3 separate regions of the Homo sapiens genome follow, and all the other regions are linked to region 1. The links are chromatin loops, found by intact Hi-C in ENCODE. Cell type or tissue: CD4-positive, alpha-beta T cell. All regions are shown on one strand. Links, peaks and the distances in the headings refer to the core of each region. The heading gives the core; the rest is flanking DNA. Region 1 holds the start of LOC124906289 (a long non-coding RNA gene). Region 2 overlaps DZIP1L (DAZ interacting zinc finger protein 1 like). Region 3 has its middle 5.5 kb from the start of DBR1.

Region 1 (10,540 bases), core at 1,743-9,742:
TAAGGTCTGTGGCATTTTCTCAAGCCCTGGATAGGACAGCCACAATTCAGCCATGTGACCTCTCTCCTGAGCATAAATACAAGCGGCCCAACTTGGAACCACTTAAGAAGCAGAAACCAAACCCCAGCGAGATGGAAAGCACTTCACGCATCATCCAGCTCAACCCCCTCAGGGAGCCAAAAAACAAAATAAAATAAAATAAAATAGGCTGGGGCCTTGCCCAAGGTGGCATAGTGAACTGGTGACTCAGCCAGGAGCCAAAGCCAGGCCTCCTGACCACAAGTCTGGAGCTCTGTACCCTGTGCTGCAGGCCCTCTCTCCTGATGAAAATCTCCACATTCCAGATGAGGAAAAGGAAAAGATTTCTGCACCCTGCGTTTATCTTCACATCTGGACTTCACACTCTGGAATTCAATAGTGAGAGCTCATCACTGTCATTTCCTTGGGATAATGCCTATTGCCCTGACCCATAAAGCTTCAGTCTTACTTATTGCCCCAAACCAGCCCTAGCCACTACTGAGTTAGATGGTAACAACAGTAGCAATCATTTATTGAGCATTGTATTCATCAGCATTCTCCAAAGAAACAGAAACAATAGGAGTTGGAGAAGGGCTTATTTTAAGGAATTAACTCCTGCGATTGCAGGGACTGGTAAATCCAAAATCTTATTTTTTTCCTTCCGACAAGATGGCCAAAATCCAAAACCTATAAGGCATGCGAACAAACAGGAAACTCCGGCAAGGGCCCACACTGCAATCCTGAGTCCAAAGGCAGTCTGGAAGCAAAACTCCTACCTCTTCAGGGACATCAGTCTTTTCTATTAAGGAGGGTAATCTGCTTTACTCAAAGTCTACTGATTTAAGGCCAGGCACAGTGGCTCACCCCTGTAATCCCAGCACTTTGGGAAGCTGAGGAGGGGCATCAATTGAGGTCAGGATTTCAAGACCAGCCTGGGCAACATGGCGAAACTCCATCTCTCCTGAAAATACAAAAAAAAAAAAAAAAAAAAAAAAAATTAGCTGGGTGTGGTGGTGCGTGCCTGTGATCCCAGCTACTCGGGAGGGTGAGGCAGGAGAATTGCTTGAACCCGGAAGCTGGTGGGTGAGCCGAGATTGCTCCACTGCACTCCAGCCTGGGCAACAGAGTGAGATTCTGTCCCGAAAAATAAAAATAAAAAATAAAATTAAAAAATTAAAATAAAAAATAAAATCTACTGATTTAAGTGTTAATCATAGCTTTAAAAAAATACCAGCCAGGTACAGTAGCTCACGCCTGTAATCCCAGCACTTTGGGAGGCTGAGGCGGGTGGATCACCTGAGGTCAGGAGTTCAAGACCAGCCTGGCCAACATGACAAAACCCCGTCTCCACTAAAAATACAAAAATTAAGGTCGGGCGCGGTGGCTCATGCCTGTAATCCCGGCACTTTGGGAGGCGCAGGCGGGCGGATCACAAGGTCAGGAGATCGAGACCATCCTGGCTAACACAGTGAAACCCCGCCTCTACTGAAAATACAAAAAATTAGCCAGGCGTGGTGGCGAGCGCCTATAGTCCCAGCTACTCGGGAGGCTGAGGCAGGAGAATGGCGTAAGAAAACCCGGGAGGCGGAGGTTGTAGTGAGCCTAGATCGTGCCACTGCACTCCAGCCTGAGCGAGACTCCGTCTCAAAAAAAAAAAAAAAGAAAATTAACAGGGCATGGTGGCGGGAGCCTGTAATCCCAGCTACTGGGGAGCCTGAGGCAGGAGAATCACTTGAACCTGGGAGGCGGAGGTTGCAGTGAGCTGAGATCGCGCCATTGCACTCCAGCCTGGGCAACAAGAGCAAAACTCCATCTCCAAAAAAAAAAAAAAAAAAAAAAAAAAAAACCTTCACAGTAACATTTAGGCTACTTGTTTGACCAAAAATCTGGATACCATAGCTTATCCTAATTGACACATGAAACCATCACAAGCATTCCTCTGTGCCAGGCATTCAGATCATCTCAACAGCATTTTGAGACAGCCGTCATTATCCCCATCTTACAGAAGATAAAACCAAGGGCTTAAGTCCAAGTCCACGGGAAGTTGCGGACTATATCTGGAATTCCAGTCTCCCCTCCTTCCTTGTCCATGACTTCCCCCATCTCACCACTGGCTCTCACTCGGTTGCAAGAGCCCAAAAAGTGTGTCTAGGCCACAGGTTCTCAGCCACTGACGCACATTACAATCACTGAGAAAAACTCATCACTGAGTTTTTCTCAGAGATGAAGCAAACCAACAAACAAAAACCAATGTTCAGACCCTACCCCCAGAGAGTCTGATTGAGCTGGTCAGAGGTGGGCCCCTGAGCATCAGTATTTTAAGCTCTCCCAGGTGCTTCTAATGTGCAGCAAGGCTGAGAACCATGGTTATAGAAGGTGGGACAATGCAAAGCATGGGTCCCTCATCTCTTTGGAGTAAAGATTGCCCAGCAGAAAATAACCACAACCTAAATGAAATCAAGTAGCTATAAAATAGCCTGTGGGAAAAACTAGCAAATATATTTCCTTTCTCAGCATGAAATTGGCCATTTCCCCTCTCATTTTTCAAGCAGTGTACAGTGAGTATTTCTTTCATTATTTGGAGATACAAAAGAGTGAAACTGAGTTTAATTCATGTGGGCAACAGGCATTTGGTGAGCACTTGCTGAGTGTTGGGCAGCCAGCAGTCAGATCTAATGTGGTTCCTGTCTTTAGCCAGCAAGCCACTGAGGGGGGCAGTAAAGCCCATGAAACAACGTGGGAAGTGCAACGACAGAAACTTGTCCCAAAGGTGCCAGAGCCCAGAGATGGCGACCAGCAACAGGCTGGGCAGGTGAAACACTGGGTTTGACACTGTGAAGCCTGTATTTTGAGAGACTCACAACCACAATGAATATCCCTCCCTTTGTTGTCGAGGCCTTGAGTACTCGAGGCAGCAACCCAACTGTGAAGGGAACCAGCCAGGTCTACCAGCAGATCCTTACCTATTCTACCAGTCCTTGGTGAAATGAGAGAAGCTTACATTTAGAAGCTCTTGGTATTAAAATATCCCTTCTTTTCTGAATTGATAATAGAATTTGGCTTTGCTAATAATGTCCTGATGTGCCAAATCAACAATTGACAAGTCTGTGTGGTTTGCCCAATACTCCATGGGCTCATGAACTCCAAAAACCTGGGAAGCACCACAGTAGACAATGGCCTGGGGCCTCACAAGAGCAGGAACCTCTGTGATCCTGGTTTATGAGCATAGACCTGTCCTCACTCTGTGTACCCCTGAGCTGCCTGAATAAACCACATGACATAGATTATCAGCTCTTTTCATTTTTTTTTTTTTTTTTTTGAGACGGAGTCTCACTCTGTCGCCCATGCCGGTGTGCACTGGCTCAATCTCGGCTCACTGCAAGCTCCGCCTCCCGGGTTCACGCCGTTCTCCTGTCTCAGCCTCCCAAGTAGCTGGGACTACAGGCGCGTGCCACCACACCCAGCTAATTTTCTGTATTCTTAGTAGAGACGGGGTTTGACTGTGTTAGCCAGGATGGGATTGTCAGCTCTTTGAAAGAAGACATCTATATGTTGGAGCATAATATCAGCAGAATTGTTGAAGTGGGCATTTTCAGGTGTTTATTAGGAACAAATAGGATATACATTCTATTTTATGAAATGAAATGTTCTAATAAAAAAATTTCTTAAGTAACAAAAAATGAACAAATATGATTTTGTACTATGTAAGGTAGAAAATAAAGACAGCAGGGCTGGGCTCAGTAGCTCCCGCCTGTAATCCCAGCATTTTGGGAGGCTGAGGCAGGCAGATCTCTTGAAGTCAGGAATTCAAGACCAGCCTGGCTAACACGGGGAAACCCTGTTTCCACTAAAAATGAAAATTAGCCTGGTGTGGTGGCACACATCTGTAATCCCAGCTACTTGGGAGGCTGTACCCGGGAGGTGGAGGTTGCAGTGAGCTGAGATCTTGGCACTGCACTCCAGCCTGGGCTACAGAGGAGACTGTCGAAGAAGAAGAAAGAAGAAGAAGAAGAGGGAGAGGGAGAGGGAGAGGGAGAAGGAGAAGGAGAAGGAGGAGGAGAAAGAGAAGGAGAAGACAGCCTAACTTTCCTATTACTGGAATCTGGACTTCTTGGACTGGACACCCCTGACCAAAGTGGGAAAGTGGACCACCAACCTTGGTTTCTGCCACCCCAGATCTGGGATACTGGCCCATCACTGATGTGACCCTTTGTAAGAAAATCAGATCAACTGAGAAGGGGGCATCCGTGTTATGAGTGGCTACTAATAAAACAAGGTATACCTAATACAAGCAAATAAAACTGGCCGGGCGCGGTGGGTCACACCTGTAATCCCAGCACTTTGGGAGGCCAAGGCAGGGATTACTTGAGCCCAGGAGTTCAAGATCAGCCTGAGGAACATGGCGAAACCTCATCTCTACAAAACAACAACAACAACAAAATTAGCTGGGTGTGGTGGTACCCACCTGTGGTCCCAGCTACTTGGGAGGCTGAGGTGGGAGGATCACCTGAACTCAGGAGGTGAAGGCTGCAGTGAGCCGAGATTACACCACTGCACTCCAGCCTGGGCGACAGAGTGAGACCATGTCTGAAAAAAAATAAGACGAAACAACAGGCAAACCTACTACAATAAAATAAAACTGGCCAGGCACAGTGGCTCACGCCTGTAATCCCAGCACTTTGGGAGGCAGAGCGGGGTGGATAGCTTGAGCCCAGGAGTTCAAGACCAGCCTGGTAAACATGGTGAAACCCCATCTCTACAAAAAAAAAAAAGAAAGAAAGAGAGAAAAAAAAAATTAGCCAATGCACGCCTGTAGTCCCAGCTATTCAGGAAGCTGAGGTGGAAGGATCACCTGAGCCCAGGGACGTGGAGGCTGCAGTGAGCCGTGATTGTGCCACTGCACTCCAGTCTGGGTGACGGAGTGAGACCCTGTCTCAAAAAAAATAATAATAATAAAATAAAACTGTTTTTGAATGGGCAAGAACTTCACAAAAAAAAAAATTAATCAAGTTATGCAAAAGGAAAAAAGTGAGAAACATCTGAGGATGCCCAATGCCTCCCTTCTGACACCCCCTACCTCCCACCCCCAAAGCCTCACCAATTCCAGAGCTGCCTCCAAGGTGCTTCCAGCCCTGGAGATAAATGGGCCATTCCTGCCCACACCAGGAAGGGGAGTGGACTTGACTCCGGGCCAAGAGTCCTGCCAGGATTAAGGAAGGAGAACCAGCAAACCTGCATTTCCAGTGAGCACAGACCCATGTTCTCAGGAAGGGGAAAACTTCCAACAGGAACCACAGGAACTTTCTCCATTTTTAAAAATAGCGACTATGTATTCATTTTATTGTCACACACACACTTTATCAAGACTGAATAAAAGGAACAATATAGACAGAGGAGAAAAAAAGAGAACTATGGAGAGGAGGTAAAGCCATTTTGAGCCCTCAGGGCATCCATGAAGTCAGGAAACTTCAGTTCCAACAGCAACAGAAGCCATTCTCATGCTTGGACTGGTCGGTGCTCAGCTCTTTTATATATTGTTTTGCTTTTTGAGACAGGGTCTCACTTTATCGCTCAATCTGGAGCGCAGTGGTGCAATCACAGCTCACTGCAGCCTGGACCTGCCAGGCTCAAGAGATCCTCCCACCTCAGCCTCTCGGGTAGCTGAGAGTACAGGCGCGCACCACCAGGCCCACCTGGCTCCTTTTTTATTTATTTATTTATTTATTTATTTATTTATTTATTTATTTAATTTATTGTAGAGGCAGGGTCTCGAACTGTTAGGCTCAAGCGATTCTCCTGCCTCAGCATCCCAAAGTGCTAGGATTACAGGAGTGAACCACCATGCCCAGCCATTGCTCAGCTCTTCAAAGTCCAATCCTACCTTAGCGTAGGATTGTCATACCTTACGTATGTCAGTGACCCAGGCCCGCAACCACTACGGGAAATGGGCCCGGGATCCTGCAGGAGGGTTAGGGTCTGCAGATCCCGCTGGCCAAGCGGCCCCTAAGGCGCGTCTGGGCTCTGAGGGCTGCGGGCTGCGGGCTGTGGGCTGTGGGCTGTGGGCTGTGGGCTGCGGCCGCCAGGTGGCGCCCTGACTTCTGTTCGGAGGCCTTCCCCTCCCTGCGGATCCCTGGGACCCCCGCCAGGGCAGGGCACTCGCCCATACCGCGCCCGAGGGCTTGCGCGTAGTGTTCACAGACCGTGAAGAAGCTCCACCCCAAACACAGAGGCACTGCTTGCTTTGGCCCCAAAACCCTGGTGCAGGACCTAGGGGACGTAGGGCGGCAGGACGAACATTGGCCCGGCCCTCGCCTCCTCCTGTGACCCCGCAACCCCTCACCTCCCGCGGGGAGAAGAGGCGTAAGGTGAGTGTAGAGCTGGGCCCGGAGGAAAGCTAGGCCCTCCAAGAATGTGGGGTCTTCGCCCTTGAAAAAGCGGGTCTTCCAGATGACGCCGTGGCAGAAAGCGCCAGAGCCCCAGCCTTCCTGCCCCGCCCTGCGCTGCGCCCTCCCCCAGCCCTCCTCCTCTTCCCGCCCCGGGCGAAAGCAGAAGTGTCCGAAAGTTGGGAGGAAATGGCCCCGGAGCTCCCGGGGTTTCCAGCTCGCCTGCGGAGCGCGGGGCTCCAGTGCGGCGCGCTCGGGGCCGCCAGGGGGCGCTGTGGGGCGGGCCTGCCGCCGGGGGCGCGGCTGTTGCGCCCAAGGGAGAGCCGTCGCTGCCAGCCTTAGATTTCTTTAGGAAGGGACAAAGTGATCTGGAGCCCAGGGCTGGGAGAGGCTCTTCGGGCTCCCACCTTCAGGCAGGATTAATGTCGAGCCCTGAAGGCGGGGTCTCTGTCCCGCCCGCCGCTGCACTCCCAGCTCCTGGAACAGTGAATAACAGGGGCCATATTCACCAAATACTGACTGAGCGACAACAGCAGGAAATGTCCTAAGTCCCGGTGATGAATCAGTGAACAAACAAAGCCTCTGCCCTAGTGAGGTTCCTATTCTCCCCTGCGGGGATGGGGAAAACGATAAGCAAAACAGAAGTGTAAATGCATGTACGGTGAGGATAGATGCTGTGGAGAAAAACTAAGCGGGATAAGGAGGGTGAGGAATGCATGGTGCGGTGGAGACAGGAAGGTCAGGGAAGGCTCTGATCGGAGAGGGACGCTTCAGCAGATCCCTCCAGGAAGGGGCGAGTCAGCTAGGAACCGAAAAATAAGGAACACTTCAACGTGTTAAATGAATGAGTTTTAGAGGCAAGATGCCACACTGAGCAATGGCCCCTCTGGTGTGACCTGTCCTCCCTCTCTCCACACCTGTCTGCTCCCCTTCATCCATCCATTCATCCATCCAGCCGTCCCACAGGCACCTACCTGCTCCATGCTGGACCTTATGTGGGGTATATTTCATTTCCATATCCCCTACACCCAGGGATATGGAAATGAAAAAGACACACTCCTGCCAGGTGCGGTGGCTCACGCCTGTAATCACAACGCTTTAGGAGGCCAAGGCGGACGGATCACAAGGTCAGGAGTTGGAGACCAGCCTGACTAACATGGAGAAACCCCGTCTCTACTAAAAATACAAAAATTAGCCAGGCGTGGTGGCGCACGCCTGTTATCCCAGCTACTCGGGAGGCTGAAGCAGGAGAATCGCTTGAACCCAGGAGGCAGAGATCGCAGTGAGCCAAGATTGCGCCACTGCACTTCAGCCTGGGCAACAGAGTGAGACTCCGTCTCAAAAAAAAGAAAAGAAAAAGACACTCCTGGCTGGGCGCAGTGGCTCACGCCTATAATCCTAGCACTTTGGGAGGCCGAGGCGGGCGGATCACGAGGTCAGGAGATTGAGACCATCCTGGCTAACTCGGTGAAACCCCGTCTCTACTAAAAATACAAAAAATTAGCCAGGCGTGGTGGCAGGCACCTGTAGTCCCAGCTACTCGGGAGGCTGAGGCAAGAGAATGGCGTGAACCAGGGAGGCGGAGCTTGCAGTGAGCCGAGATCGTGCCACTGCACTCCAGCGTGGGCAACACATCAAGACTCCGTCTCAAAAAAAAAAAAGAAAAAAAAAAAAGAAAAAGACATACTCCTTGAAGAGAAAAAGGGCCTCACTCTTACTCTGGTGGTACCAGAGAATGGCATAGCCCTTTGGGAGAGTAATTGGACAGCATCTCACTTTTAAATATGGCCACCCTTTGCACCCAAAGCCCCAGGCTGGGACTTGCAGCCAGGAATTGCACAGTGGTCAGGCAGGCCCACTGACTGGAACTAGAACGTGGATTTTAACTCCAACCCCGTCTCTTATCAGCTCTAAAACCCTGAACATGCCATTTATCTGTCTGCCTCAGCTTTCACATCTGTAAAATTAAGCTAATAAAAATATCTAATTAATCGGAGTTTTGAGCTAATACATTGCAAAGGGCAGGGCAGACACATAGAAAGTGTTCAATACATGTTAGCTACTATTGTTAGCTCAGGCAAGGGTTTGGGCAGAAGTGCAATTTGTCTTTTTTTTTCTTTTTTTCTTTTTTTTTTTCTTGAGACAGGGTCTCACTCTGTCGTCCAGGCTGGAGTGCGGTGGTGCCATCTCAGCTCACTGCAACCTCCATCTCCGAGGTTCAAGAGATTCTCCCACCTCTGCCTCCCCAGTAGCTGGGACTACAGGCGCCTGCCATCACACCCAACCAATTTTTGTATTTTTTGTTAGAGGTGGAGTTTCACCCATGTTGGCCAGGCTGGTCTCAAACTCCTGACCTCAAGTAATCCTCCCGCCTCAGCCTCCCAAAATGCTGGGATTATAGGCATGAGCCACCGTGACTGCCCCAAATGCTCTTTGCAAAATTATCTGCATAGCGCCATCCCGAGGCAACCTCAATAAAGTTCCATCAATAGGGAAATGAATCCAATTATGGTCTATCCATACTATAGAAGAAAATGTAATTTTAAGAAGATTGTGTTAATGGGAGACAATTTGAGACCCATATCAGCAAGTCAGACCAAATGTGAAAAAGCAGTGAGTCCTGTGGAACATTGGGATATGTGACATAGGGAGGACTGGAGGGGACTTGGCCTCTGGGGGCCTCTGTTTCTCCAATGAGAGACAATTTGAGCTGTTATCTGAACAGTCAGTCAATACTAATCAACTTTTTTAAATGCACACATCTTTTAACCCAACAGTTCTACTTTTAGGAGCTTATTCAACAGTTACACTTGCACATTTGCACAAAGAATCATAAAAAAAGGTTTGTGGCAGTGCTGTCAAAGGCAAGAACAACCTAAATGTCCATCAACACAGGAATTGTTAAAAAATTATGATGTATCCATCCAGTGAAAGCTTATGTAGCCTTTAAAGTTATCAAAGCAGGTCTAGATGTGCGGATGTAGGAAAATTACATGTAAAATCGTCTTCAATTTAAAAAAAAAAGACAAAGAAAAGCTTAGGTACTCACAATAAGAGTCATGAAAACTTTTGAGAGGGCAGGGGGCTGCTCTGGGGACCCCCAAGGAGATAGCCTCCGATAATGGTGAGTCCTGAAGGTAGAACACCCCCTCATTCTGCTTTGTTTCTTCTCTCCACCCTCAGTGCCCAGGACAGGACAGGACAGGACAAGTACTTATTGAGCGCCACAGAGAGAGAAAGAAGATAGGACAGGCTCTTGGGGCTCTGAGGCTCACAACAAACAAAATGTGATGGGGCAGCCCCTTGGAGTAACTCCAAGTCTGAGCTCAGCAGAGCTACAAGACTTCTGGATGTGCAGAGCCCAAGTTTCCCATCATTTCATCCCTGCTAGTGCTCTGGGCTGGGCTGAAGCAGCTTGTTCTGCTAGATTTGGAACAAACACAAGCGCCTAGAGGAGACCGAGCAACACATACTGATCCTATCAGGCCTAGCTGAGCCCAAGAGTTTCCTAGCTTTGCCCCATCTAACCATACTCTTTCAGGCGTCTTATCTGGTTCCTGTAAGTCTTGGCCCCCAGTCCATCTCCATGCAAGCAAAAATCCCTTGGACCCCGAAAGCTAATGAAATTTTAAAAATAAAAAAATTAAATTAAAAACAGAAGAAATCCGAAAAAAAAACTGAGATCTACAATCTCACAAAGAAATAAAAGAATATGAAATTGCTACTATTCAACGATTAGTTTTACCTTAAAAACGGCAGCTTTATATGGCTAATCTTAATGAATTAAAACAACTTTGAGATATTATTTTTATCCTTTCATACTGGCAAAGATTAAAAAGGTTTGTTAACATCTTGAATCAGCAAAACTCTGGAGAAACAGGCACATTAAGGGCAGAAGACAAACTTGTACCATCCCTATGAAAGGTGATTTTGGCAATTAACTGTTAAATGACAAATCTAAATACCCTTTGGCCTAGCTATTCCACTGCTAGAAGTTTATTCTACAGATATACTCACATACCTGGAATGTACACAGTTATTAATTACGACATTGTTTGTAATCACAGAGAATAAGAAAAAACCAAGCACCTATCAATTGGTGGACTGGTTAAATAAATTATAGTACATTCTCTCTTTCT
Region 2 (10,540 bases), core at 2,198-10,197, 850 kb after region 1:
CAAGCTTTTAGATTTCTCTTCTTCCTTGGGAATAACAATTATTCTTAGGTTTGGATGTTTAACATGGTCCCAAGCTTCTTGGAGACTTTGTTCATTTTTTTAAAATTCTTTTTTGTCTTCTATGGATTGTGTTAATTCGAAAGCCTTGTCTTTGAGCTCTGAAGTTCTTTCTTCTGCTTGTTTGATTCTATTGCTGAGACTTTTCAGTGTATTTTGCATTTCTCTAAGTGTGTTTTTGATTTCCAGAAGTTGTGATAACTTTTTATTTATGCTATTTCACTAAAAAATTTTCCTTTCATCTCTTGTATAACATTTTTTGTTTCTTTAAGGTGGGCTTCACCTTTCTTTGGTCCCTCCTTGATTAGCTTAATAATTGACCTTCTGAATTCTTTTTCTGGCAATTCAGAGATTCGTCTTGGTTTGGATCCATTGCTGGTGAGCTGGTATGATTTTTGTGGGTGTTAAAGAACCTTGTCTTGTCATATTACCAGAATTGTTTTTCTGGCTCCTTCTCATTTGGGTAGACTATGTTAGAGGGAAGATCTGGGATTCAAGAGCTGCTGTTCAGATGCTTCTGTCCCATGGGGTGCTCCCTTGATGTAGTGCTCTCCCCCTTCCCCTAGGAATGGGGCTTCCTGAGAGCTGAACTGTAGTGATTGTTTTTGATCTTCTGGGTCTAGCCACCCAGTAGAGTTACAGGCTGGTACTGGGGAGTGTCTGCAAAGAGTCCTGTGATGTGATCCATCTTCAGGTCTTGCAGCCGTGGATACTATTCCAGCACCTGCTCCAGTGGAGGTAGTAGGGGAGTGAAGTGGACTCTTGAGGGTCCTTGTTTTTTCTTTTTGTTTGTTTAGTGCATTGGTTTTGTGTTTGTTGGCCTCCAGCTAGGAGGTGGTGCTTTCAAACTGTGGTCCTATAGGGAGGATGCATACTTCCCTACTTGCCCTAGGGACACCTGGTTAAGTATTCAGGTTTCTCAGGCGGTGGGCAGGGCCATACAGCTCCTAAGGGATTATGACCTTTGTCTTCAGCTACCAGGGCGGGTGCAGGAAGACCACCAGGTGGGGCCAGGGATAGACGTGTCTGAGCTCAGCCTCTCCTTGGGTGTGGCTTGCTGCAGCTACTGTTGGGGATGAGGGTGTGTTCCCAGTCCAATGGAGTTATATTCCCAGGGGGATTATGGCTGCCTCTGCTGAGTCATACAGGTCGCCAGGGAAGTGGGGGAAATCTGGCAGTCACAGGCCTCAGCCCATCTCCACGCAGCCTGCGGTCCTAAAGTCCGGTCTCACTCGCACTGTGCCCCACCAACAGGAGCAAGTCTATTTCCAAGCAGCCAGTGACCAGGGCTGGGAACTTGCCCCAGACCACAAACCTCCCCATTGAGAAAGCAAGCAGACTCAGGTTTTCGGCATCTCAGGGAGTCTGCAGCAGTGATCCAGTTCCTTTACAGGGTCTATGGATTCTCTCTCCAACTAGTATTTGAATGCCATTGTGCTTAACCAGAACACGTATGTTATTATTAGAAGCACCAATGAAATCTATTATTAAATAAAAACACACCTATTATTAAATTAGCCAAGCATTACACTATTGGAATGCTGTTTGTGTAGAGTAAGTTAGAAAAAAAAAATAGACAACTAGGGTTATTTTAGGAAGAATGGTCACTACTTTGATTGTTTTCAACTACTGACTACTCTAACTTTGGCCCTATATTCAGATTTGATTAAGACATTCCTTTCTAACCTTGCATGAATCCTCATCTTGGATTCAGATGCCTCCCTGGACCCTCCCATGGGCTCTGGGTGGATGTCAAAAGCTCGAGCAACTTCCAATAGGTCTTGAAAGGGTACTTGGATTGTGTTTACAGCAGTTTAGTTTTTTAAACATTGTTAGCCATGGACAGTGTGTTTGGCATAATAATAGTAATTGGGAGTACAAAAATGAGCAAGCTGTGGTCTCTTATCCTAGGATTCAGTCAGATGGTAGAAAAGCATGTTCCAACGAAGTCCCTTATGCTATGATGTGGTCAGAATTGTGACGCAGTCCTTTGCATTATCCTGCTGTGCACATTTTGATGGGGCTCCCAAACCCTGAACCATTGCACTTTCAGCAACTTTGAAGCCGCTGCTTACCCTTCTCTGATCCTCATTTCATGCCCCCCAGTCCTGCAAGAAAAGCACCAGGCACTGATCACAGACTCCCAGGCCAGCAGCAGCAGGTGTGAGAGGCTTAGGGGAAGGAGAAGAAGGGTAGCCTCTCTCTGTAAAGGTGAACTCCTGTCTCCTCTAGGATGCAAAGGGAATCTCGATTCAGACTCTCAGACACCTGGAATCCCTGCTGAGAGTCCAGCGGGAGCAGAAGGCCCGGAAGTTTTCTGAATTTCTGAGTCTGAGGGGAAAGCTTGTCAAGGAAGTCACCAGCAGAGCGAAGGAGAGACAGGAGAATGGCGCTGTGGTGTCCCAGCCAGACGGGCAGCCTTCAGGTACACTGGGGAGAGGGCTTGCTCAGGGCTGTGACCTGTAAGGGTCCCATTCTTGCCAAAACTTGTTTGCACATGAGGAGGGTATAGTCTCTGTCCCCCATTAGGGGCACTTCTCTGAAGGGCTGAGCTGGTAGGGTCCTTACAGGGGACTGAGTCCAGAAGTTCTCTGTTGAGGAAATAGGATCTGGGGTGGAGTGGGGGCATTTGTCCAGGGTCACTCGGGGAAGTTGGAGGAGAGCCGGAGCTGGAGCCTGTTGTCAGCCTGAACTGTCCCTGTGCAGACATGCTGCCTCCCTTAGCACCTTCATTCTGTTTGGCTTGTTGCGACCACAGTTGAGTGTCTCTTCAACAGAGAGCAGCCTATTCAGTTTCTGGCTCTACACACCAGGCATGCCAGCCTGGGGAGGCAGGCAGAGGCCCGGGAGCATTGAAGCTGCAGGTGGAGGCAAATATCAATTGAATGTAAACTTCTGCAGAGCTCAGATAGCCCCTGCTCTGGCCATGGGAGAGCATGAGAGACTGGGCCAGTTCTGCACGCAGATGAATTCTCAGAGCTCATAGTTGGTTCCTTGGGCCAGGTCATAGCTGCCACTTTACCATTTGTCCATGCTCTGGGGGTCATGACAAGAGAAGGCCCTGTGGTTCTGGTGGAACACGAAATTCTGTGGACCAGGACCCTTGAGTCTGTTCTTACGGAGCAAGTGTATTTGTGTTCCCAGGTTTGAGAGCCCCCTGTTTCCAGAGGGTTCCAAGAGGGTCTGGGCTGCTGTGGTGAGAGGCTCTGGGGAGGGCTTCAGTGGGTCTGGTCTGCTCATGCAGGTGCTGTCCTGCTCCTTTTACTTCGTCTCCTCAGTCAGGGACACATGTGGCCAGAAGGAGGCCAGTTCTGTATCTCCTGTGTCCAGGAAGAACCGATTTGAGCTCTTCATGCAAAAAAATTTTGCAGAGTATGGCCCACGTATCTCTGAGGATATGAGAGATGATTTTAGTTGCTACATCAACCAATCATTTTATAACTTATTTTTATTTTTCCTCATGTGAATTAGAAGAAAATAAGACTAACATAGCAATCCTGTGAGCTCATGGAAATTATTACTTGGACAAGTATCAAGCAGGTATTTTGTGCTTAAAAGCATTGTCATTTTGGCATGAAAATATGGTAAAAAAATGTATTGATGACCTGGGAAACTATAATATTTAGTTTAAACTTCTGGCCTTAAAATCTCTAAGGAAAGGACGGTTTTTATCTTGCATAGAAATCTCAGACAGAAGGGTATTTGTCCTGGTTGCCAATCTGCCTTTTATGCTCCAATTTAAACGTATATCCTTTTGCTCATTCAGTCAAATGTTCATTCATTCATTTGCCCACTCATTCATTTAGTACAGTACTTGCTGAGGTTGACTCTGTGCCAGGGCCTTCCACCTCACCTGGGAAATCAGCCAGGACCAGGTGATGTGATGGAGCCAAGCATGGGGGTGGTGGGAGCTCAGAGGAGGGAGGGGACAGGGACTTGGGGAGGATGAATGGAAAAACCCTCGGAATGCTGGCTTCCAAGAGAAAGCAAAGGTATCTTGCTCCTTCTAGGTGCTACGCCCCACCCACTCCCACACACCTTTGTTCCTGTAGTAAAAAAGCCAGGAGGGAGAGCCCCCTTCGCAGCCTTCCCTTTCCCTGGCCCTGGGGTTCTGCCTTCTCTGGAGATGTTACTGAGTTGTGAGATGAGCGCTGTGTTTTTGTGGCATTTTGTAGACCTTTCCTTCCAGCTCTGCACCTTTATTCTTTTCCTGGGTCCCACAAGTGCTGTCTTAATGCTCACCTCCCATTTCTGCTTGGACCCTGCCTCTTCTGTGGCCTGGGCAAGGCTGTGGGAAGTAGCGGTGAGGGCCCAAGATTAGGGCAGACAGACAACCTGGGTTTGTATTCACCACTTTCTTCCGTGGAGCTGAGGGCAAGCCTCTGTAGGGAAAATGATAGCCTCTGAAGATGCTCGGGGGCCAAGTGGTTGTATGTAAAGTGCTTTTCTTAGTATCTGGTACACAGTCATGGGAAGCTATTGTTATTTTCCCCCAGCAGGCTTGTCTTTGTCTTCCCCTTCTCTTCAGTTCACTCTTTCCTGGAAGCTCCACTTCTGAGTAGACACATTCACTGAGAGCAGTGCATAGCTGGCCCTTGAACAATGCAGGGGTCAGGGGCGCAAACCCCCCATGCAGTTGAAAATTTGCGTGTAACTTTTGACTGCCCCAAAACTTAACTACTCATAGCCTACTGTTGACCAGAAGTCTTACCGACAATATGGACTATTAACACACATTTTGTATGTTATATGAATTATAAGCTGTATTATTACAATAAAGTAAGCTAGAGAAAAGAACATGTTATTAAGAAAATCACAAGGAAGAGCAAATATGTTTACTATTCATTAAGGGGAAGTGGATCATCATAAAGGACTTCATCCTTGTTATCTTTGTGTTGAGTAGGCTGAAGAGGAGGAGGAAGAGGAGGGGTTGCTCTTGCTGTCTCACGGGTGGCAGAGTCGGAAGAAAATCCACGTATAAGTGGACCCATGGCTGTTCAACCCCACGTTGTTTCGGGGTCAACTGTATTTCAAACATTTTCTGATCTTGAATTACTGTAAGAAACTCATTTTACATTGTGACCCAATCCACACATGTCTGACTCCCTGTGATGCACTCTCTCTCTTCTCTTCCCATAAAAACTTGCTGATCCGGGACCGCTCTTGTGGCTATAGGTCTTGATGCAATTTGGAAAACAGAGGGGCTGTGTCCAATTGCCTGCCTTGGTACTGCCTTGCCCCAGACTGCATTTGGGAGGAGGTTTGAGTGGATCTTGATGGTTCATGCAGTCCTGCGGCGACCTCTGGTGGCAGTGGGGTCTTCCTGCAGGACTGCCTGCAGTGCAGCGGCTGTAGCGTGGGTTGGGGAGAGGGTAGCAGCCTTGGTGAAGTCCATCTAGGACTACTGAGCCCCTCTTCAGGCCCGCGGACTCCTGCTGGTCTTCAGTAATGACAACACGACCCTGGAGCACCCAGCTGCTCTCCTGGTCTCTGATGAAACTGTGGAACTGTGGTCCTAGCCTCGAATCTGGCCAGCAGAACACCTGATTTGGCAACAGTCATGAAATCTGCTGTGGTTATTACAGCACGGAGAGGGAGTAATTGTTCATTTCCAGGGTGTTGGAGCCACTTTCTCCCTCCTCTTAGGCTTGAGATCCAGCATGGGTGTACTCCAAAAATCATTCCTTTCTGTGTTTCCAGTCAAAAGCCAGCAGAGCACACTGGTCACCAGAGAGGCCCAGCCAAAGACCAGGACCCTGCAGGTGGCCTTGCCATCCACACCGGCAGAGCCACCCCCACCAACTCGTCAGAGCCATGGCAGCCATGGCTCCAGCCTGACCCAGGTGTCCGCCCCCGCTCCACGCCCCGGACTGCATGGACCCTCCAGCACCCCTCCTTCCTCGGGGCCCGGGATGAGGTGAGCCCCAGACTCTGCCCTCTCACCCCACCTGCAGTGGTGGCTCCTGGATTCAGGCAGTCCTGTTCTGGGCTCCCTCCAGGCTTCTGCAGATAGGAGGGGGGCAGACACATGTGAATAGAAGGTGCCTCAGGTGGGGTCCAGTCTGAGCTCTGGACTTGAGAACCTGTGCTCCCAGCCAAGACAAACCCACCCTCCCCTTACCCATGTCCTCCCCCAAACCCGTTCCCCCTCCAGAGGGGCTGGATCCTCAGATGGGCAGGGCTCTACTAAGGGAGATACTGGTGTGGCTGCTGCACTCCAGGGGTCTCCTGGCTGTCTTCTGGGCCTGAGGGAGGGAGCAGGGCTGGCCCTGAGCAAACCAAACCAGCTTGAAGCGTGGTGAAGTTTGGCTTTTGAAGTTTTCTTTCTGGCCCATGCATCCCTCATTTCTTCTCCTCCTCGTGGCAGCACGCCCCCGTTCAGTTCTGAAGAGGACTCAGAGGGAGACCGTGTGCAGCGTGTGTCTCTACAGCCCCCAAAAGTTCCTTCCAGGATGGTGCCCCGGCCCAAGGATGACTGGGACTGGTCTGACACAGAGACCTCGGAGGAGAATGCCCAGCCCCCTGGCCAGGGCTCAGGTGAGCTGGCACCTTTGGGTGAGTGGGCTGGGACCACCGGTGTAGCCCTTCTCCAGCCCAGATTTCTCAAGGCTCCAGAAACACCCTTTAGCTTCCTTTAGGCTTTCTTATTTGACATCTCTTTCTCTATTTGGCTTGGAAAGGATGGTCCTCCTTCGCCTCAGATATTTTTTTGTGGGATAGCAGAGATATCAGGAGAAAGCTAGAGTTTGAGCAAGGTTTAGTTTTACCCCTTGTTTTGTCATTAAATTGTTAACTGTGGGAGGTTGAAGGGAGCCATTCACCCCTTTTCTCCTCCATGTTCTTTCCAGTAGAGAGTAAACACTGTGGCCAGCTACGGGAGATCAAAGCCTCGCTCTAGTAGTGGTGACAGGGCCCAGGAATGCCTGAGGCATAGGCTTCCTGTTAGGGCTGGATTAGAGGAACAACCCGCACTTGAGGCCAAAGTGGGGGCCCCTCCAGCCTCCCCAAATCCAGATCCCAATCTTACTTGTGTGCAGGGCTGGGTTTGCAAAGAAGACCCTGAGTGTGCAGGCCCTTAAACAGGCAGCTGTAGGGTACACTCCAGCCAGGCTCCAACCCCAGCCACAGGGGCGGGGAGGGTCCGAGAGAAAGAGCTGGCACTGTCTTCTGGATCAGCGGCCCTCCTTCAGGTGCGCCGTGGCCCAGGGTGTGTTGTAGGCCCACCCCTCTGCTTGGCTTCTTCTGTGAGAGAGGGTAGTATGTGGGGAAGAAACTGGGAGGGTGTTTCTCCTATCCTTGTCCATCTCGGTGAGTAGAGCAGAAGTTCCTTCTTCTGTGGAAGCTCGAGGCGTGTGAGAGAAGGCTCTCCCCTCTATGTTGGTGTTGCTGGGTGCTCACCGCGTGCTCAGCTCTGTGTGGATCTCTTCGCACAAGTCTCCTCATTTACTCCTCACAGCACTGATGAGGGAAGGCTGAGCCACACACATCGTGACAGAAGTTGAAACTAAGCCTCATAGACATTATGACTGGCCCAAGACCACAGAACGATGTCATGGCAAGTTGAGATTCTGTATGATGTTTTTGAAGTTAATGTGTTAGAGTCACTGTTTATTTATTTACTTGTAAACCATTTTTCCCCCCAGAAAGAGCTGCCTTTAGCTGTGTTCCCAATGTTAAGAATATCCCCATAGTCTTTAATGCTGTTTGAGTTCATTAGCACCAGATCAAGAGTTGGTGGTCATAGAGTTAAATATCACAGTGGTCAAAGTAGCCTCCAAGGTAAACCTCAGTTACAACTTGAAGGGAAAACAGTTTCCTACCATGAACATTTTGACAAATATAGTTTTCAAGAACACATAGAGTGTAACACACATAACTTTTTGCAACAACTCAATTGTGAAAAATGTGGCTTCCCAGCAAAGCTTGAGACAGAGGAGGCAGCCACAGTCAACCTTTATAGCAGGCTGCCTTTGGGCCATGCAGCCTGTTTCATCATACAGGAAAGCTCTTTGCCCTTTTCAGCCAAGAGACTTAGAAATTCAACTTGTTGGTGGAAAGGGCATTGTAGAGACCTGAGCTAACTGTCATGGTAAGTGGAATGAAAATATTCGTTAAACGTATTATTTTCTATCTAACAGGTTGCAATGACTAGTTGAGCCTCCTTCTTTTCAAAACAACTGTCTACTCCCATTCTTTCAAGATTTTCCTATAAAACTGCCAACTGAGGCCTGTAGCTTCTGGCTTCAGTTGTATTTTCTAGCCAAGGCTGTGTTAAAGAATATGGAATTTAGAGTTTTGTCTTTCCAAGGTCAGTAAGTAGAAACCCTGGGATGTCAGGCTAGGCTTGCGGTCTGCAAATTTCTTGCTCTTAATAGACTCTGCAGTACTTGGCCATGTTTACAGCATAAGCCAAGCCTGCCAGTCCATCAGAATTCACCAGAAACAGATCTTTGGAGAAGTATCGATGCCCACCAGGCAAGGGCAATAGGGTGGCAAGGTCTTGGGACTGGGTGTTAGGAATCTTCAGAGAAAGTCTTGGCTCTGCCACTTACTACCTGCTTGTCCTTGTGCAGGTGGTTTCTGATCCTTTGTTATAAAATGAGGTATTTGGACAAGGTGATTAATGAGAGGGCAAGGAAACAGTGCCTGCTACATCGTAGGCCCTTAACAAACATTTCTTGAATGAATCAATGAGCCAAGGGCTGTTGTAGCTCCAAAAGTCTGCTCAGACCTTGATTTCATTTGAATCGTAGAAGGCTGTAGTTAGCTTCCTGCTTCCTGGTCATTCCTGAGGTTCATACATTACCTTGGTGTGCCAGGCATCAGGGATCTATTTGATGATCTCTGTCACTGCTTAGCTCCTGCTTCCTGCATGGACTTTGCAGAAAGTCATTCTTGCCTGTGGTCCTCCTGTGCTAATCTTTATGATATTTCTTCTTGTCTCTGTATAAAGATGTTGAGGAACTAACTGCATGTTAGTGATACAGTTCATTCCCCACACTGAGCAGAGGTCCTGCCTCAGCCTCTCATTAGAGGGAAGCACAGCTTCCTAAGCCTCTGTCACTAGCCATGTCATTAAGTTTGCACAGTCACATTTTCAGAATATGCCAAGCCTCTGTTCACTGGGTACCTGTTGGCCTGGCCTTCTCTGTCTCCTTTTTTGTGGTTGCTCAGCCTTCTTCCTCCTGGCCCTTCTGCTCATTCCCTCTATCCACACTGGAGCCTGGACATGAGCCACAAAACTGAGATGTTCATTTTCTAGGCTTCTCCCACTGACACAGCCACTTTTTCACCTTCCAGGAACACTGGTGCAGTCGATGGTCAAAAACCTGGAGAAGCAGCTAGAAGCTCCAGCAAAGAAGCCTGCTGGAGGGGTCAGTCTGTTTTTTATGCCCAATGCTGGGCCACAGAGGGCTGCCACACCAGGAAGGAAGCCTCAGGTAGGATGTAGGATGCTTAGAGTTTACTCTGGAATTCTCTACAGAACCAGCTCTGAGTTTGGGGGGCCTGGGGTGAAGGTTGGGGAGGGCCCAGCAAGTGTCATCCTTTGCCCTAGTGGGACATTGTGGGTGACCTCCCTCTGCCCCTGTGCACATGGAGAGATGGCCAGTTTGGAATACTTGTATCCAAGTTAACATTAAAAAGCCTTTTGGTTCATTATATAAGCAATGCTCAGTAAGTTTTGATTGTCCCATCTCCTGCCTCTCGGAGAGCTTCGGAGCTGACTCTGTGTCTGGCATCCTGCAGCAGCTGCTCTTCCAGCCCGGTCTCATCCCACAGTGGGCTCCTCCCCAGTCCCTCACTCTGCCATGGACCCTAACACAATATGTGTGTGGAGCGGACTCCCCCAAGGGTGGTACTGGAGTGGCCTCGCATAGCACATCAGAGTAGGTAACAGCACAAGATGGGAATATTTAGATACCTCTGTTTTAGAAACCTGAGCCTCCTTGCCTCAGACTGTAGCCACCATCAGATTTTCAGACTTAGAGCTCAGATGTTGGGCTTCCCCAGCATCATCAGACCCTCCTCACTGCCCGTCTCTCCTCCATCAGGGAACAACTTGCACACTGCTGTTATTTTTCAAGCAGAAAACTTTAGAGCTCCCTTTACTTCACACTCCTTTCTCACCTTTCTGTATCAAAAAGGTGCATCCTGGGATAATCAGTGCTATTGCTTTAAAATTTCAAGTGGTGGGCAACCATTCTTTGGTTTTTGATAGCACTCCCTGCTCTTTACCACAGTGTGTTTGGTTTACCACACAGCTCCTGTATGTTTGTGAGTAATGCATCCAAATGATTGAAAAGAAAAAACTTGTTCCTTTTTCCAAATTGTGAAAGAGCACCAACAGCCCCAAACAGATTGAGGCGCCGCTCAGAGCATGCTTGCTGCCCTGCACCCTGCATGGGTTCTGATTGGTCGGTCTTACATTCCTGGAGAAGATGCATAGGATGGCTTGTATCAAAGCCCAGGTGGCCAGCAGGGG
Region 3 (10,540 bases), core at 794-8,793, 740 kb after region 1:
GTTTGTTGTACGAATTTTTGGCTTAGTTTGAGCCTGGGACGAAGATTTGGGTGCATTTTGTTTATTTAGTAAGTGCTTTCAGGGAACAAAATTGATAGGTCAGGGAGAGTGAAAAAAGAAAGAATAAATATTCAAGATAATTGTCCATTATTGATGCCACTGTTTATTCCTCAATCACCTCTGAAAACATACAGAATACCTCTCTGGATTGTCCATCTTGAAGCTACAGCATTCATCCACCAATACCATATGTATTGGTTGAGGATTTCCCTAGGGCTATTAACTCCCTGCCCTCCTGGATTATATTTGTGCCCAGAACAGAACGGGCTTCTTTAACCTGATACAAAAAAGCAGAGTCTGCAGGTTTCATCTTAGGGTGGGATATAGGCAGCATAAATCTGAGCTTGCACAGAACTGTCACTGCTGCTGTGGCTGAAATCCGAGCGGGGAGGAGCTAGAAATGTGACTCAAGACATCTCACACCTCTGTCTGTTACCCAGGCTTTCCTGTTTTATATCCAGAAGACTGACATAGACATTTTACAGGAAGAAAGCATTGAATAGCCAACTCCTAAGCTTGGAGATCAGGAATCTTGCTCCCAGTTCAAATTTTGCTGATAAATAACTTTAGGTACACTCTTAAGTAATGAGTAGAAATTGGAAGATAAAAGGAATTTTTGATTCAGCCTGCATGTGACGATAACAAAACAGTTAAGCATGGGCGCGGTGGCTCACACCTGTAATCACAACACTTTGGGAGGCTGAGGCTGATGGATCACCTGAGTTCAGGAGTTCAAGACCAGCCTGCCCAATATGGCGAAACCCCATCTCTACTAAAAATACAAAAATTAGCCTTGCATAGTGGCATGCACTTGTAGTTCCAGCTACTCGGGAGGCCGAGACAGGAGAATTGCTTGAACCCGGGAAGTGGAGGTTGCAGAAAAAAACAAAAACAGTTAAATTTGGCACTGTGGTGAGGAGAGGAAAATATCCATGCTGACTACTCTGCAAACAGAAATGAAACTTCTCCCTGTCGTTCCATGGCTCTTAGAGCAGTATTAATTTCTGTAAAAAAAAAAAAAAAGACAACAAAGTGTGAGTTTAATGAAGAAAAAAAATGAAATGCAAAACAAGAAGTAGCCAGAAAAAAATCTGAAAAATCTTTATAAATATCTTTGTGGAACTGCCTAAGATGAGAAACAAAGCCAGAGAGAAATGTATCTATACAAAAATAGGAAAGTTTAAAGTGTGGGGAGATAGGTATAATCCAAAACCTGAATGGTCCCAAAAGAAATTTAGAAGAATCTTTAAAAAGACTTGAAAACGGGCTGGGCACGGTGGCTCACACCTGTAATCCCAGCACTTTGGGAGGCCGAGGTGGGTGGATCACCTGAGGCCGGGAGTTCGAGACCAGCCTGACCAACATGGAGAAATCCCGTCTCTACTAAAAATACAAAAAAATTAGCTGGGCATGGTGGCGGATGCCTGTAATCCCAGCTACTCGGGAGGCTGAGGCAGGAGAATCGCCTGAACCCGGGAGGCGGAGGTTGTGGTGAGCCAAGATCGCGCCATTGCACTCCAGCCTGGGCAACAAGTGCGAAACTCGGTCTCAAAAAAAAAAAAAAAAAAAAAAAGGAAAACAGATGAAATACTTTAAATAAAAAAGAAAATGGACTAACAACAGTATAGAGGAGATACAATGCAGTTCAACAGACACTAACTACAGGTTTTCTTGTGAATGCACTGAACTAGAGTTTTGAAGTGGAACAAAGACATGGTTCTTTCCCTCAGCAGACAGGAATAAAAGTGAGACTGTGAGGCTGGGCGCAGTGGCTCACGCCGGTAATCCCAGCACTTTGGGAGGCCGAGGTGGGTGGATTACCTGAGGTCAGGCATTTGAGACAAGCCTGACCAATATGGTGAAACCCCGTCGATACTAAAAATAGAAAAATTAACTAGGCGTGGTGGCACCTGCCTGCAATCCCAGCTACTCGGGAGGCTGAAACAGGAGAACTGCTTGAACCTGGGAGTGGAAGTTGCAGTAAGCTGAGATCGCACCACTGCACTCCAGCCTGGGTGACAGAGCAAGACACTGTCTCAAACAAAAAACAAAAAAAAAACAATGAGACTGTGAGAGGTTCAATAATTTGCTTAAGGTTGCTTGGGGAGTAAGAGGCTGAATCAATTTTGGTACAGGTTTCTCTGGTTCCAAAGTTCTTTCCAGAGCTCCTACAGTCCTCTGGGACTTAATAGGACTTTCCCAGATGAGACTACCGAATGTTCATCTAAGCAACCAACCTATAAAGGAAAGTCCACAAGGGCTTTTGCGGTGGGAAATAATGCATCAATAATTCATCAGGTCCACAGAGGGTGTGAAATGTATATGCCTGGCCAGGCGCAGTGGCTCATGTCTGTAGTCCCAGCACTTTGGGAGGCGGAGATGGGCTGACTTGAGCTGAGCTCAGGAGTTCAAGACCAGCCTGGGCAACATGGCAAAATCCCTTTGCTACCAAAAAAAAAAAACCAAAGCAAGAATTAGCCAGGCATGGTGCCTTGAGCTTGTGGTCCCAGCTGCTTGGGAGGCCAAGGTGGGAGGATGGCTTGAGCCCAGAAGGCAGGGGTTGCAGTGAGCTGAAATGGTGGCACTGCACTCCAGCCTGGGTGACAGAGTGAAACCATGTCTCAGAATAAAAACTAAAAAGAAAATAAAAGAAATATGTGTATGGCTAAAATAGAAGTAGTGAGATGTTTACAAAGTTTTAAAATTAGAAACCACAGTAAAAAAGAAAATACTCATTTAAAAATTGAATTACTGCTATGGTAGAATTCCAACTTACAAATGTAGAAGAAATGATAGAATTAGAAAATCAGGCTGGGTGCAGTAGCTCACACCTGTAATCTCAGCACTTTGGGAGACCAAGGCGGGTGCACTTGAGACCAGGAGTTTGAGACCAGCCTGGTCAACATGGCAAAAACCTGCCTCTACTAAAAATACAAAAATTAGCTGGGCATGGTGGCGCACAGCTGTAATCCCAGCTATGTGGGGGCTGAGGCACCAGAATCACCTGAACCCAGGAGGCAGAGTTTGCAGTGAGCTGAGATCGTGCCATTGCACTTCAGCCTGGGTGACAGAGCAAGACTCTCTCTCAAAAAAAAAAAAAAAAAAAAAAGAAAAGAAAATCAACACTTGACAACTGTGTGAGTTATAATTGTTTCAAGCAAGAATCATCAATGGATGCCACAACTAAGTGGTGAAAATATTAAGAGAAACAGGATATTTACACAGTCTTAAAGTATCACTCTACAAGATACTAAGGATAGTAGAGTACCTGCCATTAGATACCTACTAATGGTAGGTAACATTTTATTTAAGTCATTGTAATTGGTATCACCAGTAATGCAATAAACACCATGATATCATGCACTGAGAAGAACACAAAATTACTTCTGTGGTATTCTTGCCAAAACTACATGAATATAATCATGAGGAAACATCAGATAAACCCTAGTTAAGAAATATTCTACAAAATAACATACCTATACCCTTCAAAAATATCATGAAAGAAAAACTGAGGAATTGTTTCAGATTAAAGGACACCAAAATGATATGACAGCTAAATGCAACCTGTGATCTGTAATTGGATCTCAGAAAAGGGAAAACTTTTTTTTCTTTTGCTATAAAGGACATCAATGGGAAAATTGGAAAAATTTGAATAAAGTCTGTAGATAAGGTATCATTGCTAATGTATTGATTTTGATAATTGTACTGCTGTCATGGAAAGAATGCCCTTGTTTTTAGGAAATACACAATGAAAAATGTAAGTGTAAAAAATTGAGTCACTGTGGATTGAGCAACTGTTTTTCTTTAATAATGAAAAAGAAACTCTTTTAATTTATTTTAATAATGAAAAGAATTTCACAAAAGAGAACCTAGCTAAGGATCCTGGAAATTTATTCATTTGACAAAACATAGATAGATAGATGATAGATAGATAGATAGATAGATAGAGATATACTAGGTACCTACTATGTGCCAGGCACAATGCCCAGGAGTGGAATACAATTATGAACAAGATGGATATATTCCCTGTTTTCACAGAGCTTTCAGGCAAGAAGTAGAGAGTCAAGCTAACAAGTCACTACACTGTAGGGTGGTAAGTGAGAGGGTGTGGGGCCAAGGGAGTACATAGGAGAGAAACCTCACCAGAACTGAGATCATAGGAGGGCCTTATGGTAGAGCTGGCACCCAAGCTCTGACCTGAAGTGTAAATAGGAATGAAGCAGGCAAAGCCCTGCATGCTATTCCACACAGATCATGGCTCATCCGTGAACATTTGTCTAATCGAACAATTAAGATACTACTTCCCTGGATATAGATGTGGAAACACTGGCAGATTGTCCAAAATCATATTAGGACAAGAGCCCCAATTATTTATAGGTGAAGAAGAAACACTCTATATACTATCAGCCCATCTTTGATGGTTATATGACCTTCTGGATTGCCCAGGTAATAGAAAGGCTCCCCTACTTCCCTCAAGCAAGGGTGACCACATTAGGCAGATGCATTTCAAATGGGGAAGCAATAATAACAAATTACACAAAACAGATCTGATCTTTTTACCACTTAACAATACAGGAACATAATTTGGAAGCCATAAAACCTATACACAGGAGATATTCCTTGTTTTTTTCCTGCTAAAATCAGAAAGTCTACCAAATTTCTGATAAGTTCAGAGATTAGAGACACCACAGGACTCTTTTATCTGTCTGTGATGTTTGCTTTTCTGTACAATTACTGACTACAGTTTTACTGCATCAGGCATAGGTCTCTGTCTCTCAGCTTTCTTGTAGCGTGCTGCCATCAGGTGGTAATAGGTGCCATAATCACTTAGTTCAATTATAAGATATGGATAGCAATGATGAATGTTTTTCCTGATGTTTGTTAACACTTTACTTATAAGCGAATTTGAAAACCCATTGCCCAAATACACCATAGTGCACTCCCTTATTTCATGCAGGTTTCTGCTCAATATGTCACCCTAACAGCAAGGCCTTCCTGAACTACCTTGTATTAACTACTCTGCAACATTTCCTGTCCCTTTACACTGCTCCATTTTTAATCATCCATCTTTTAAACACAATTCTTCCTTCCTGAATTCTTATTTTTATTCACCTCTTATTTGGCTGGATTTCATTATAGTCTTTTTTTTTAGGAAGGGTCCATGAGTGTTGTCTCCCTGGAGTTCTTTTCAGTGGTCAAAAACATCTGCTTGCTGCCTTTTACATGAATAACATCTTGACTGGCATATCATACAGGAAAACAGAATCCCTTCTAAGTTTTTTAAACAAAAAGATGACAAGTTATTGGAAGACCTAAAGTTGCAAACAGGCAGGGTTTATTTTACTTGAGATCAGGAGCTGCAGAACGTTCATCACCACTGAAGGAGCTTAGGGTGCTGGCTGCCACTGAGAAGGTCAGGCTTGTCTGCTGCTACCACAGTTGCCAGAGACAGAAAAGAAACAGCTTTTACCTTTCCTCTACCTCCTAATCTCACACAAGTGCCTCCCACTTGTAAAACCTAATCCAGAACTAAGGTGGCAAGGGAATCCAAAAAATGTGGTTCCTTAGCTTCTAGCCCCTGCAATACAGGTATGAGCAGAGAAGTAAAGATATATATATATCTTTACTTATATATATATATGTAATTTGAGAATAAGTTTCAGAAATGATGTCCATTTACACCTAAATATTTCAGTGTGTGTTTCCTGAAAACAAGGAATTCCTTTATATAACACCAGTGAAATGATCAAAATTGGGAAATTAATGCTAATATCCTTCTATCTAATTTGCAGATCTTATTCAGATTTTGTCAATTGCCCTAATAATGTTTTTTTTTTTTTCTGGTAAATCTCTCTTTTTTTTTTTTTAAGACAGGGTCTCGTTCTGTCACCCAGGTTGGAGTGCAGTGGCATGATCATGGCTCACTACAGTCTTGACCTCCCCGGCTCAAGTGATTCTCCTACCTCAGCCTCCTGAATAGCTAGGGACACAGGCACCCACCATCACACCTAGCTAATGTTTTCTTTCTAATTTTTTTGTAAAGGGTTCTCATTATGTTGCCAGGGTGTTCTCAAACTCCTGGCCTCAAGCAATTCTCCTGCCTTGACCTCCTAAAATGCTGAGTTTATAGGCATGAGCCACCATGGCTGGCCTGGAAATATTTTATATCTTGATATGGGTGGTTGTCATATGTGCATCATCACACTGTGCACTTAAAATGTTATTTATGTTACTTTAAGTAAGCTATACCTTAATTAAAATTTTTTACATGGAGAAAAAAGATCTAGAGGAAAACAATTCCCATAGATTAAAAATAAAATGCAAAAGTTAAATTTAACAATGTAAAAAGCATCCATTGTTCTATTATATTTCAACAAAATCTATACAGAAGGAAAATAAAATATTTAAAACTAATCAGAAATATTAGATTTCCATATTTTTCTACCTTCCTGATCAATTTAAATATCATGAAAATCATATCTTCCTTGTAAATTTGAAATAAATTGCTCCAACATCACTCTGGACACAATGTCTTCGTATCTTTGATAATCTTTACAGTGTCTCCTATTATCATTGTTCTGTTTACATGTACTGCTTCATTTTTAATTAATTTTGGTGTTTTTTCCTATAATATTCATTTTAATTAGTTTTTTTAAATGGGAAGAGATGGATTTATTGTTCTGTGTACTGCCTTGATTAGATTATCTTTTCTTGATTAAGTTTTCCAGAGGTGTTTTCTTTGCTTGTTTTTGTCTTGGTCACTTTTTCTTTCTTTCTTTCTTTCTTTTTTTCTTTTTTTTTGAGACAGAGTCTAGCTCTGTTGCCCAGGCTGGAGTATAGTGTCTGCAACCTCTGCCTCCCAAGTTCAAGCGATTCTTCTGCCTCAGCCTCCCGAGTAGCTGGGATTACAGGCACTCACCACCACGCGCAGCTAATTTTTTGTATTTTTAGTAGAGACAGGGTTTCACCATGTTGGCCAGGCTGGTCTGGAACTCCTGACCTCAAGTGATCCGCCTGCCTCGGCCTCCCAAAGTGCTGAGCTTACAGGTGTGAGCCACTCCGCCTAGCCCACTCATTCTTTATTTACCAGTTTGGTCATCTTCCTTTCTGAAAGTTTTAGAAATATTCACCTACTTTCATTTAGCTTGCATTCTAGTTAGGAAAACTATTTGTCAGGAAAATAAAAAGTCCTTGGCCACTTAAAGAAAAAAAAAACTGATAATTTTAGAAACTCTTAGAGGGAGGTCGTTTTTTTGTTTGTTTGTTTGTTTTGTTTTGTTTTTGTTTGTTTGTTTTGAGACGGAGTCTCGCTCTGTCTTTCCCAGGCTGGAGTGCAGTGGCGTGATCTCGGCTCACTGCAACCTCTCCCTCCTGGGTTCAAGCAATTCTCCTGCCTCAGCCTCCCCAATAGCTGGGAGGAGGAGTAGTAGTAGGCGTGCGCCACCACGCCCGGCTAATTTTTGTATTTTTAGTAGAGACGGGGTTTCACCCTATTGGCCAGGCTGGTCTTAAACTCTTGACCTCATGATCCGCCCACCTTGGCCTCCCAAAGTGCTGGGATTACAGGCGTGAGCCACCGCACCCGGCGGAGGGAGATAGTTTTTAAATCCTTGGTGGGTTTTAAAGTTTTATTTAAAAATAATTATTTTGGGGTGTCAAAATTTTTTTAAATTCTGATTCACTTTCAGGCAATTGTCTTTGCCTTGAGAAGTTCGTCCTAAGGAATTCGCCATTTGCGCCTGCTTGCTCGTTTATCTTAGTTTAATTTTATCAAACTAAATTCCTACTATTGGGGATTCTATTTACTATCCTAATTTAGAATTTTATCATCCGTGAGACTGCTAGGACTCAAGGACCTGTAAAGATAGGTGAAGACAGACCAAGCCCAAGAATCCTCTTTTCTTCTCTCTTTTTTTTTTTTTTTTTTGAGACAGGGTCTTGCTCTGTCCCCCAGGCTGGAGTGCAGTGGTGCAATCTCCGCTCACTGCAGCCTCTGTCTTCCAGGTTCAAGCAATTCTCCTGCCTCAGCCTCCCCAGTAGCTGGTACTACAGGCATGTGCCACAACGCCCTGCTAATTTTTGTATTTTTGGAGAGATACATGTTGGCCAGGCTGGTCTCGAACTCCTGGCCTCAAGTGATCTGCAAGGTACGGAGAGCATCAGGAAAAATAGCTAATGTATGCTGGGTTTAATACCTAGGTGATAGGTTGATAGGCGCAGTAAATCATCATGGCACACGTTTACCTGTGTAACAAATCTGCATAACCTGCACATGTATCCTGGAATATATATATATATATATATATACACACACACACACAAACGAGATATTTATTTATTTATTTATTCTTTTTGAGACAGGGTCTCACTCTGTAGCCCAGGCTGGAGTGCAGCAGCGCAATCTCGGCTCACTGCAACCTCCGCCTCCCGAGTTCAAACGATTCTCCCGCCTCAGCCTCCCAAGTAGCTGGGATTACAGGCATGCGCCACCACCCCCAGCTAAGTTCTTTATTTTTAGTAGAGACAGGGTTTCACCATGTTGGCCAGGCTGCTCTCGAACTCCTGGCTTCAAGAGATCCATCCACCTTGGCCTCCCAAAGTGCTGGGACAACAGGTGGGAGTCACCGCGGCCAAAAAACGAGATTTTTAAACTAAGAATCCAATGAAACAGAAACAGACAATAGAATCAGCTCTGCAGATAAGTAAGATATTGGGCTTAGAAGACAGGCAACCTAAAATAACAATGATTAATATATGAGAGAAAGAGAGGAAAAGATGAAGGAAATAAATTAAAAGATAAAGAATCTCTTTAAACTATTGGCTTCACTGGAAAAGAATCCAATATAAATCCTAAAATTGAAAAGGACTATAATGTTAAAACATTAATAAATGAGTTTGTACATTGGACATAGAACAAAATAGGATTAGTAAACTAGAAGAGAGGTTATTAGAAACTATCCAAAATAAAACACTGATAAAAATGAGAACTATGGAATAGAAATAAAAGATAGGTAAAATACCATGGAAAAATTCCAAAGGAGTAGGAAAAGACAGAAAAAAAAGCAACATTTAAGTAGATACTGACCAAGAATATTCCAAAACTGAAAAAAGATACCAAGCTATAGATTCAGAAAGCATAAATGAGTAAAGTTCAAAAAAAAAACCACCTAGATATATTTTATTAAAATAGCTTTAAGGAGTAGGGAGAGAAAGTAGAGAAAGAGAAAACAGTAAATAGCAAAGAAAAAGACACATTACTGGCTGGGCGCGGTGGCTAACGCCTGTAATCCTAGCACTTCGGGAAGCCGAGGTGGGCGTATCACTTGAGGTCAGGAGTTCGAAACCAGCTTGGCCACCATGGTGAAACCCTGTCTCTACTAAAAATGCAAAAAATTAGCTGGGCATGGTGGTGTGCACCTGTAATCCCAGCTACTTGGGAGGCTGAGGCAGGAGAATCGCTTGAACTGGGGAGGCGGAGGTTGCAGTGAGCCGAGATCGTGCCACTGCCTCCAGCCTGGGCAACAGAGTGAGAGACCGTCTCAAAAAAACAAAAAACAAACAAACAAACAAAAAACCCACATTACTTTCAGTGAAAAAAAACCTTAAGTTTATAGGTGACTTCTCAGTAGAAGATAATGCAAGCCAGAAGATAATAGAATGCTATTTTTGAAATGCTTTGTAAAAAAAAAACCACACACACACACACACACACACACACACACACACACTGCTTAACTGGTATTCGGTACTCAGTAAACACACCCTTTATGAATTAAGGTGAAACAAAGACATCTCTTTCTTTCTTTTTCTTTTTTTTTTTTTTAGACGGAGTCTCACCCTGTCACCCAGGCTGGAGTGCAATGGCACGATCTCAGATCACTGCAACCTCTGCCTCCTGGGTTCAAGCGATTCTCCTGCCCCAGCCTCCCAAGTAGCTGGGATTACAGGTGTGCGCCACCACGCCCAGCTAATTTTTTGTATCTTTAGTAGAGACAGGGTTTCACCATGTTGGCCATGCTGGTCTCAAACTCCTGACCTCGTGAGCCGCCCGCCTCTGCCTCCCAAAGTGCTGGGATTACAGGTGTGAGCCAGCACACTGGCTTCTTTTCTTTTCTTCTCTCTCTCTTTCTCTTTTGTCTCTTTTTTTTTTTTTTAGACGGAGTCTCGCTCTGTCGCCCAAGCTGGAGTGCAGGGGCGCGATCTCAGGTCACTGCAACCTCCGTCTCCTGGGTTTGAGGGATTCTCCTGCCTCAGCCTCTGAAGTAGCTGTGATTACAGACGTGCGCTACTGCGCCCAGCTAATTTTTGTATTTTTAGTAGAGACAGGGTTTCACCATTTTCCCCAGAGTGGAAAGAAATTTTTAAACAAACAAATATCTAGAAAAAAATTAATCTGTCGTCGGCCTACACTAAACAAACAGGAAAACTTAAACTGAGCTCTTCAGACAGAAGAAAAATGATTCCAAAGAGAAAAATGGAA

What was found. A loop is a pair of places that touch in the nucleus more often than their neighbours do. Peaks named below come from ENCODE experiments on the same cell type or tissue, not always from the same donor. Only the 100,000 strongest peaks of a DNase experiment are listed, where the experiment ranks them.
Region 2: it touches region 1 in a loop (15-fold over the local background); 15 of 110 quality-filtered maps call a loop at or near these places.
Region 3: it touches region 1 in a loop (6-fold over the local background); 19 of 110 quality-filtered maps call a loop at or near these places.

What each region holds. Positions count from the first base shown.
Region 1 is chr3:138,911,699-138,922,238 of GRCh38, reverse strand. LOC124906289 (a long non-coding RNA gene) reads left to right here and starts at 6,257. Exons shown (of 2, transcript XR_007096114.1): 1 at 6,257-6,383. RefSeq lists silencers at 6,022-6,171, 6,582-6,801. In CD4-positive, alpha-beta T cell, for the core only: CTCF peaks have their summits at 6,169 and 6,433; DNase peaks (open chromatin) are centred at 6,118 and 6,628; H3K4me3 peaks cover 1,290 bases; H3K27me3 peaks cover 427 bases.
Region 2 is chr3:138,063,585-138,074,124 of GRCh38, reverse strand. It overlaps DZIP1L (DAZ interacting zinc finger protein 1 like), which reads left to right. Exons shown (of 16, transcript NM_173543.3): 12 at 2,290-2,482; 13 at 5,758-5,974; 14 at 6,425-6,594; 15 at 9,358-9,497. Among named protein-coding and RNA genes, the nearest start is that of DZIP1L, 47 kb to the left of the region's middle. RefSeq lists enhancers at 2,897-3,398, 7,357-7,406. In CD4-positive, alpha-beta T cell, for the core only: CTCF peaks have their summits at 5,163 and 5,364 (motif pointing left); a DNase peak (open chromatin) is centred at 5,354.
Region 3 is chr3:138,175,119-138,185,658 of GRCh38, reverse strand. No RefSeq gene overlaps it. Among named protein-coding and RNA genes, the nearest start is that of DBR1, 5.5 kb to the right of the region's middle. In CD4-positive, alpha-beta T cell, for the core only: CTCF peaks have their summits at 4,622 and 4,833 (motif pointing left); a DNase peak (open chromatin) is centred at 4,848.